Regions from separate parts of the Homo sapiens genome. Here region 1 is linked to region 2. Evidence: read pairs that join two places in POLR2A ChIA-PET (ENCODE). Cell type or tissue: Panc1. All regions are shown on one strand. Links, peaks and the distances in the headings refer to the core of each region. The heading gives the core; the rest is flanking DNA. Region 1 holds the start of LOC124904902 (a long non-coding RNA gene). Region 2 overlaps FAM83D (family with sequence similarity 83 member D).

Region 1 (4,394 bases), core at 216-4,215, 160 kb after region 2:
TGATGAAGAATTTGTCTCTTGCCTTTATTTCATTAGGAGCTAGAAAATGGTGGTATTCGGGAGGCAGAGGCTGCAGTGAGCCAAGATCACACCATTGCACTCCACCCTGGATGACAGAGCCAGACTGCGTCTCAAAAAAAAAAAAAAGAAAGAAAGAGAAAATGGTGGTAGGTATTTCATCATTCTGTTTTCATTTGTTTAGCTAGAAATCCTCTACAAAGAAAAACATTCCCTTATTATCTGTTCGGTTGCCATGAGGTACAGTTTCTACAAGAAAGGTGAGATCTATGCCTGCTTTTGCCCTTTATTTCCTAGTTTCAGAATGATGAACTGGTTCCCTAGCATTCTCCAAAGGTGACCATGATGAATTCATAGATTTTAGTATGTTTCAACCTTTCACTGTTATTTTTTCAGATGCTCAAATTGTCCCATTCCTGGGCCAGCGGGAGCCCCTTCAAGTGGACTCCTGAATTTTGAGGGTTTTATTGTTGTTGTCATTGTTGTTTTGTTGTTGTTTGTTTTTTTTGAGATGGAGTCTCACTCTGTCGCCTAGACTGGAGTGTAGTGGTGTAATCTCGGCTCACCGCAACCTCTGCCTCCCAGGTTCAAGCGATTCTCCTGCCTCAGTCTCCCTAGCAGCTGGGATTACAGGCGCCTGCTACCACGCCTGGCTAATTTTTTGTATTTTTAGTAGAGACAGGGTTTCACTGTGTTGGTCAGACTGGTTTTGAACTCCTGACCTCAGGTGATTTGCCTGTTTGATTGGCTGTTTGTTGTTCTAGGCTAATTAATTAATATTTGTAAAGAGAAAATACATCATGTGTTCATATGGATACGTGCAATTCAAATTTAGGATTATATGATTTTTCAGTTTTTATTTTATATTTTTATATCTTGTTATACTGAAAATCTTGGTTGCTAACAATGTTAACATTATTTGAATATATACACACATATTTATATCTTCAGAATAATCATACCAATGCCATTACTAACAACATAATTACTGAAAACAGTAAGATTTCTTACTGTGCGGTTATTTTTTGTTCTTAGAATATATCCCACTAAAGATATACATTCAACTACTGTGGTTTCTTTTTTTCCAACTACCATGGAAAGTCACTTAAAATAAAGTCACCTAATTAAAGTCACTTAAAATAAGTCCTCTCCGTGTGAGTAAACCACCAACTTGATATATAATGAGGTTCAATTGTTTCACTTTGCTTTGATTTTAAGGATTGTGCTTTTATTTTTATTGAAATTGGTTTGTTTTGTAGTAGTGTATAACATACACACAATTCTCAAGTCAAATATGCAAAGTATGTATTGTTAATTTAAAACGAAGCAAGGCCTCTCAAACTCTTTGTTCGAAGAAAATCATAGTCATAGGAGAAAGATGAACAAAGAAACTTGCAAAGCTCTTCTGGCCAATACAGACATTGTAGACCTTCATTTTTTAAAAAGAGATGTCAATTGCAAGGTTATTACCAGGGCAACATGCAATTAAGCAAGGTTACCAATTTAAAAGCAGATTAAAAAAAAAAAAGTACACAGTTACATTTCTTTGAAGCCCAGGTGGCTTAAAAGATTCCTTTGTTTCATATACCATTTGCAGCAGGTATCAGAACTGGATGAGTCACACATTCTCACCTAAGTGCCTGTCCTGGGAGCAGGGGGCGGAAGGAATGATCTCCTGGGTGCTTTATCAGAACAGGCTTTCACCAGCTTTATGAGGCTCTCAGGAGAGTGTCTGCTTTTCCACTCTTGCAGCGGAAGAAGGAACATCTCCTTTGTCTTTCTGAGATTCCCTTCTCTAGAAGTTGTCAATCGGGAGAATCTGCATTCTCAAGGTCAAGCTCTGGAATTCCATTAGACAGCAGGGAGCCAGAAGAGCAGGCTGAGGAGTCAAATCGAGAAATGGAAAGAAACAAGCCAGGAGAAGTCTTACGATTCTGCTTCTACAGCCTGCAAAGAGCCAAAGCCGAGGTGCTGCACGGCCCTGAGCTACACCTCTGCTCTCACTTTCATCACCCTACCAGGCTCCTCGGGTGGCTTCTTCCCACATGCCCCCCCCCCCCGCCTCCCAAGACGGAGTTTCGCTCTTATAAACGGGCTGGAGTGAAGTAACGTGATCTCAGCTCGCTGCAACCTCCTCCCCCGCAGGTTCAAGCGATTCTCCTGCCTCAGCCTCCAAAGTAGCTGGAATTACAGGCACCCACCACCATGCCCGGCTAATTTTTGTATTTTTTAGTAGAGATGGGATTTCACCATGTTGATCAGGCTGGTCTCGAACTCCTGACCTCAGACGATCCACCCACCTCAGCCTCCCAAAGTGCTAGGATTACAGGTGTGAGCCACTGCGCTCAGCCTGGGCCGCTTCTTTAAGTTTGGCCCTTCTGCAGAGTCAGCTTGGAATTCAGAAAAGAGCCTTCAGAGATTTTGCATTCCTGTCATTTTGGTGCTCCCCAGAAAGCTTTGGAGTGGCATCAAAGGATCTACCCACTCACCCTGTTCCCATAGCCCCTAGCTTGGCACACACCAAGGAGTGCCAGAACTGGCTGGATGTGATCGGTATACCCTGGATTTCCCAGTGTGTCTCAGCAGTTTTGTAAGAGCTTTCTTATTGCACAGGCCCAGATGTGAGAAAAGTTGTCAAGAAAATGAGGGCAAGTCATCCTCTCCTTTGGGGCCTTCTGAAAATATCCTGGTCCATTTTATTCATATCTTAGAGTATACTGTAGCATTTGAGTGTATCTTCTCTGAATGGCTAAAGGAATGCCTGTAGCAAAGGCTGGCAGAATCACCATCAACACGAGGACCTAGTTCACACTCTTGGAGTGCCCCTTTCTATTGATAACCAGGGCACGGTTATTAATAGTCCAAATGTAAAGCCTTGGAGACTTAACACCACTTGTGATGAAACCCAGTCCAGATTATTGCTGAAGCATTGCAAGCTGGGGAGTATCAGTGGGTAAAGCCCTGCCCCCATGACTAAAGCAAAAGGGTTTCCAGAAATTTGTCCTGGCTAGGGCATACGATCAACCTCAATGCCAGGCAATCCACAGGAGGTTCCCCGGGCAGGGGATCGGCTGGACAGCACTACCCTACTCCTGGCCACGTGCTCATCAAAACCTGATGCAGGCCGGGCGCGGTGGCTCACGCCTGTAATCCCAGCACTTTGGGAGGCTGAGGCAGGTGGATCACGAGGTCAGGAGATCAAGACCATCCTGGCTAACATGGTGAAACTCCGTCTCTACTAAAAATACAAAAAACTAGCCAGGCATGGTGGCACACGCCTGTAGTCCAAGCTACTCGGGAGGCTGAGGCAGGAGAATCGCTTGAACCCAGGAGGTAGAGGTTGCAGTGAGCCAAGATCACACCACTGCACTCCAGCCTAGGTGACAGAGCGAGACTCCATCTAAAAAAAAAATAAATAAATAAAAATTTAAAAAACTGATGCAGGCTGGGAAGTGCAGGCAGCCAAATTCATCTCCCAATTCTTGTGGAACCAGAGGGTTGTGTAGACTGAGGAATGGCTGCCTGCAGAACCCCACCCCACTCCATGTCCTCTGGAACTTTTCCAAAAGGCTACTTAAGCTGGGCACTGGCCAGAGGCGAAGCCCCCTCCCTCATCCTGTTAAGCATTCCTCAGAGGAATGTCCAAGCTGAGAGACTAGCGTCAAGGAAATGACCTCCCTCCATCCCTACTCTCCTGTACTGGAAAGGGCCAACTTGCAGGTTAGTGCTGAAGACCATCTTTTTTTTTCTTTTTTTTTTTTTGAGACAGGGTCTTGCTCCTCTGTCACCCAGGCTGGAGTGCAGTGGCGCAATCATGGCTCACTGCAGCCTTGACCTCCCAGGTTCAAGCAATTCTCCCGCTTCAGCCTCCCGAGTAGCTGGGACTACAGGCGTGCACCACCACCATCAGCTAAGAGTTTGTTTTTTTTTTTTTTTTTTTTTTTTTTTTTTTAGATGGAGTCTCGCTCCGTCACCAGGCTGGAGTGCAGTGACACGATCTCGGCTCACTGCAACCTCCACCTCCTGGGTTCAAGAGATTCTCCTGTCTCAGCCTCCTCAGTAGCTGGGACTATAGGCATGTGCCACCACACTCAGCTAATTTTTGTATTTTTAGTAGAGATGGGGTTTCACCATGTTGGCCAGGATGGTCTTGATTTCTTGACCTCATGATCCGCCCGCCTCAGCCTCCCAAAGTGCTGGGATTACAGGCATGAGCCACCACGCCAGGCATTTGTTTGTTTTTTAATAGAGACAGGGTCTTGCTATGTTACCCAGGTTGGTCTTGAACTCCTGAGCTCAAGCAGTCCTCTCATCTTGGCCTCCCAAAGTGCTGGGATCACAGGGGTGAGCCACCACACCCAACCAAGACCATCTTT
Region 2 (4,394 bases), core at 104-4,103:
TACTGTAGAAGCAATCAGTAGGGAAGTCTTCCTTCAAATCCCCATCCCCATCCCCCATTCCTGTGTCCCAGCCCTCATGCAACCAATCCCTGCATAGCTGAAGTAGACCTGGGGCTAGACTGAAGGGACACTCTCTTCACTGAGCTGAGCAATGACCTGGACTCATCCACTAACCGGCCGAGTCCTGCTTTCCAAGCCAGGATGCAACTCCTAGGTATCCGGTGCTCTTGCTGCAGCCTGTGGGTCCAGAAATACACCTGATGTGTATTTGGCCACTGCTCCCACTCCTGGAGGCAATAATGTGCGAAGGACAATGGCATGTCTGGAAGGCAGGCAGCCCTTGCACATCAAGTGCCCACAGTCATGGCACTCTCCCAGTCTGTGCTGCATGGAGCCCACCCACTCTCTAAGGACTAGAAAGTCGTGAGAGTGGTGACTTTCAAGAGTCCCTTCCAGGGTCAACACCCATTTGCAATTTGCAACTCAGTGCAAGTCAGTTACAACAGGAGACGTGAGGAGGACGCATCCAGCTGGTCAGGGGCATAATGGCCGGCCTGCTGACCAGGACCCCACTGTTCCTGCACTTCTCCAGCCATATCTGGAGCAGCTGCATGTGTGTCCACTCTCACATCATCATCTCAGGTAACAAATCACAAGCCTACCTCTCTCAGTCCTTCTACCTGTCCCCTCCTGATTTGTACCAAGGGACTTGGGAACCTATGTAGTTGAACAGCAGACGTCATGATGGCCTTCTTGGTCTCTGGGAAGGTCACAGACCCTGTTTATGTTACTTGCCACATAGAACTGAACTCTTTTCTGCTTGCCTTCTTGCACAAAAGCTCAAAAGTGCTATCTAGAAATTTCAAAACCCCATTACCTGTCATCCCCAATTTATAGATGAGAAAGCCAAAGCTTGGAGAGGTTAGGTAGCTTGTTCAAGGTGACAAACTTAAACAAGTACAAGGGCTGGAATTTCAACCCAGGTCTCTGTGACTCCGGAGCCATCTAAAAAAAGTACTATACTCAGTATTTTATATCATTCCAACCAAGTTTAATGGGCAGTTTTTCACATGACTGGAAGCTTAGAACAAACACTAAAGGATCAGTGGCGTAGCCCATGAAGTGCATGGGCTCAAGCTCACCACGGATGATTGACAGTACCTATCTCATAGTGTTTGCTGGCAGTTCCTGGCATATGGAAAGCCCTTAAATGGCAGCTACTCATATTCTTAGTCCCGATTCCGTCACTATCCCTGGACAAGCCATTCCATCTGAGTCTCGGTGTCCTTGAAACAAGGAACCCTTCCAGCTCTGCGAAGTCAGTGATTCATACACACTCAATGGGCAGGTCTAGGCTCTGACCAGGCACATGTGCAGCCCCAACAGGCCCCTCAGGGCCAGTCATTCCAGTTCTCATTCTAGCTCTTCTTCCTCTGTGTGAAGGAGGAAGTTCGTACCGATCACCCCTTCTCACTGCACCTCAGTTTCCCTCCCTTCCCTCCCAGAGTCATAAAGTGAGGTCAGGTGTGCAACATGCTTGGAATTCCACCAAAGATCTGCACCCACTCAATGTCAGCCTGTGCTGTGGTCAATAACATCCTGGCTGCTGCATTCTCCCAGCTGACCACATGGCCTCCATTGACCCTTCACTTCCTCTCCTAACTCTCTCAGGACCCTCTTGCTAAAAAAGCAAAAGATATATTTTCTCTCCATGTATTACATGTTTTAATAGAACAGAAATAATCTCCTTGGGATTTTGTCAAAAACCTTTAAGTAACTATCTTGACATCTTTGGGGTTTAAAAACAAAAAAGAATGTAAATTCCCACAGCGAAACCTAAACTTGCTTGTGTGCACTGTTCTCCCTCTGTTTCAGAGGCTATTATCAAATTAACAATTTAGGCCCGGCACGGTGGCTCACATCTGTAATCCCAATACTTTAGGAGGCTAAGGTGGGAGGATCACTTGAGGCCAGGAGTTTGAGACCACTCTGGGCAACACAGTTGACATCCTGTCTCCAGAAAAAATTTTTTTAATTATCTGGGCGTGGTGGCATGTGCCTTTAAGTCCCAGTTACTCGGGAGTCTGAGGCAGGAGGATTACTTGAGCCTGGGAGGTCGAGGCTGCAGTGAGTCATGATTGCACCACTGCACTCTAGCCTGGGCAACAGAATGAGAACTTGTCTCAAACAAACAAACAAGCAACCAAATAAAACAATTTAAGTATTAGATGAAAGTGCTGGCAGGGCCACCAGAGGGTGGCAGGAGCAAAGTTTTCACTGATCTCTGGAGGGACTGACCACTATTCAGTACTCTGTACTATTCCAGCATGAAGTACACAAGCAGGTGGGCTTTTCAAAGGGGAGGGAAAAGCACCAAGAAGTTAGGGGGTAGGGGGAGGAGGGCTTATCATTTTGAATTGTTTTTATTTTATAAGTATGTAAAACATTTGCCTAGTTCCAAAATCCAATTTACAAAACAAGGTACTTTCAAAGATACTTAGTTTCCATCCTTGTCCCTCCTCCCCATTGAGATAATATTTCCAATAGTTTTTTGTATATTCTTCCATTTTTTCAATATAAACAAGTATACACAGGTGTATATAAACATATTTGTTTTATATAAACATGTGTATTATGTATATAACTATGTATATGTGCTTATATCCCCCTATAGGTAAAAGGTAGCATGGAATACTACACATTGTTCTAGACTAGCGTGGCCCAATAGAACCTTCCAAGATGACAGAACTGAATCTTTATTTAATTTTAATCCATATAAATTTTAATAGCCTCATATGGCTACTACACTGGTCAGTACCATTCTAGATACCGCATATCAGAGCTAGTCCTCATTCCTTCTTAGAGCTACAGGATGTTCCACTGCAGAGACGAATCGGTTCATTCACAATGATGAACTCATCCTCTACTGACGAACACCTGAACTCTTTCCTGTGTTTTGCTATTATAATTAGTGTTGCAACGCATGGCCTATTGTCTACAACTATTCATATTTTTGCCAATATATCAAGATACAGAGAAGTGGAAGTGGTAGATCAATGGGTAAATATAACTGAAATTTTGCTAGATATTGCCAAATTCCCTTCCAGAGGTTATATCATTTGCATCAAGAATTTTTTTTTTTTTTTTTTTTTGAGACGGAGTTTCACTCTTGTTGCCCAGGCCGGAGTGCAATGGCACGATCTTGGCTCATCACAACCTCCACCTCCCAGGTTCAAGCTATTCTCCTGCCTCGGCCTCCCAAGTAGCCAGGATTACAGGCATGTACCACCACAACCAGCTAATTTTGTATTTTTAGTAGAGACCGGGTTCAAGATTTTTTTAAGCCAATATATCCACTACATTTTTGGGTTTTGCTTGCTTTTTTCCTGAAGTAACATACCTTCTATCCATAAAGAAGTCAGAGAAGAATTCTGCAGCTTCATTACTGTCTGCTAGACGCTAAGGGAAAAGAATAAAGAAATGGCAGACAGAGGCCAGGCATGGTAGCTCACGCCTGTAATCTCAGCACTTTGGGAGGCCGAGGAGGGCAGATCACGACGTCAGGAGCTTGAGACCATGCTGGCCGACATGGTGAAACCCTGTTTCTACTAAAATACAAAAAAATTAGCCGGGCGTGGTAGCGGGCACCTGTAGTCCCAGCTACTTGGGAGGCTGAGGCAGGGGAATCGCTTGAACCCGGGAGGCAGAAGTTGCAGTGAGCTGAGATGGTGCCACTGCACTCCAGCCTGGCGACAGAGCGAGACTCTCAAAAAAAAAAAAAGAAAGAAAGAAATGGCAGACAGAAAGTAGAATGGTGGTTGCCGGGGCCAGGAAAGGAGGGTATGAAGAGCTAGTGTTTAATGGGTACAGAGGTTCACTTTGGGAAGCTGAAACAGCTCTGGAGATTCGGCTAGTGACAGCTGCACAACAGTGTGAATGTATTTAATGCCACTGAACTGTACACTTACAAATGGTTAAAATGGTAAATTTTGCTACGTATTTTTTACCACAATATTTTTAAAGAGAAATGGCTAAATTCTAAAATCCTTAACCTGACACATGAAATCAAAAGGAAGGGATAAATAGTAGCAACACTTCAGTCCAGTGGGTAATGTCCCATAATGATGCACTAGTGAGAACTTCTAGGCCAGTGGTTCACAACTGGAGGGCGATTTTGCCCCCACAGGGCATTTAGCAATGTCTGGAGACATTTTTTTATTGTGGTAAAATAGATAAGTTTGCCATCTTAATAATTTTTAAGTGTACAATTCAGTGGCAATAATTACATTCACAACCATCACTACCATCTGTTTCTAAAACTTTTTCATAGCCCCAAACAGAAACTCTGTGCCCATTCATCAGTAACTCACTATTTCCCACTCTGGAGACACTGA

The links. ChIA-PET counts read pairs that join two places held together with the same protein. Peaks named below come from ENCODE experiments on the same cell type or tissue, not always from the same donor. Only the 100,000 strongest peaks of a DNase experiment are listed, where the experiment ranks them.
Region 1: POLR2A ChIA-PET joins it to region 2 with 10 read pairs; 3 of 35 experiments call an interaction of 5 or more read pairs at or near these places.

The regions. Positions count from the first base shown.
Region 1 is chr20:38,777,209-38,781,602 of GRCh38, reverse strand. It overlaps LOC124904902 (a long non-coding RNA gene), which reads right to left and starts at 2,105. Exons shown (of 2, transcript XR_007067584.1): 1 at 1,651-2,105. RefSeq lists enhancers at 107-607, 608-1,108, 1,441-2,105. In Panc1, for the core only: no CTCF peak of the experiment used is centred there; no DNase peak of the experiment used is centred there.
Region 2 is chr20:38,933,252-38,937,645 of GRCh38, reverse strand. All of the region lies in intron 1 of FAM83D (family with sequence similarity 83 member D), which reads right to left. Among named protein-coding and RNA genes, the nearest start is that of FAM83D, 9.0 kb to the right of the region's middle. In Panc1, for the core only: CTCF peaks have their summits at 2,049 and 2,262 (motif pointing right); a DNase peak (open chromatin) is centred at 2,225.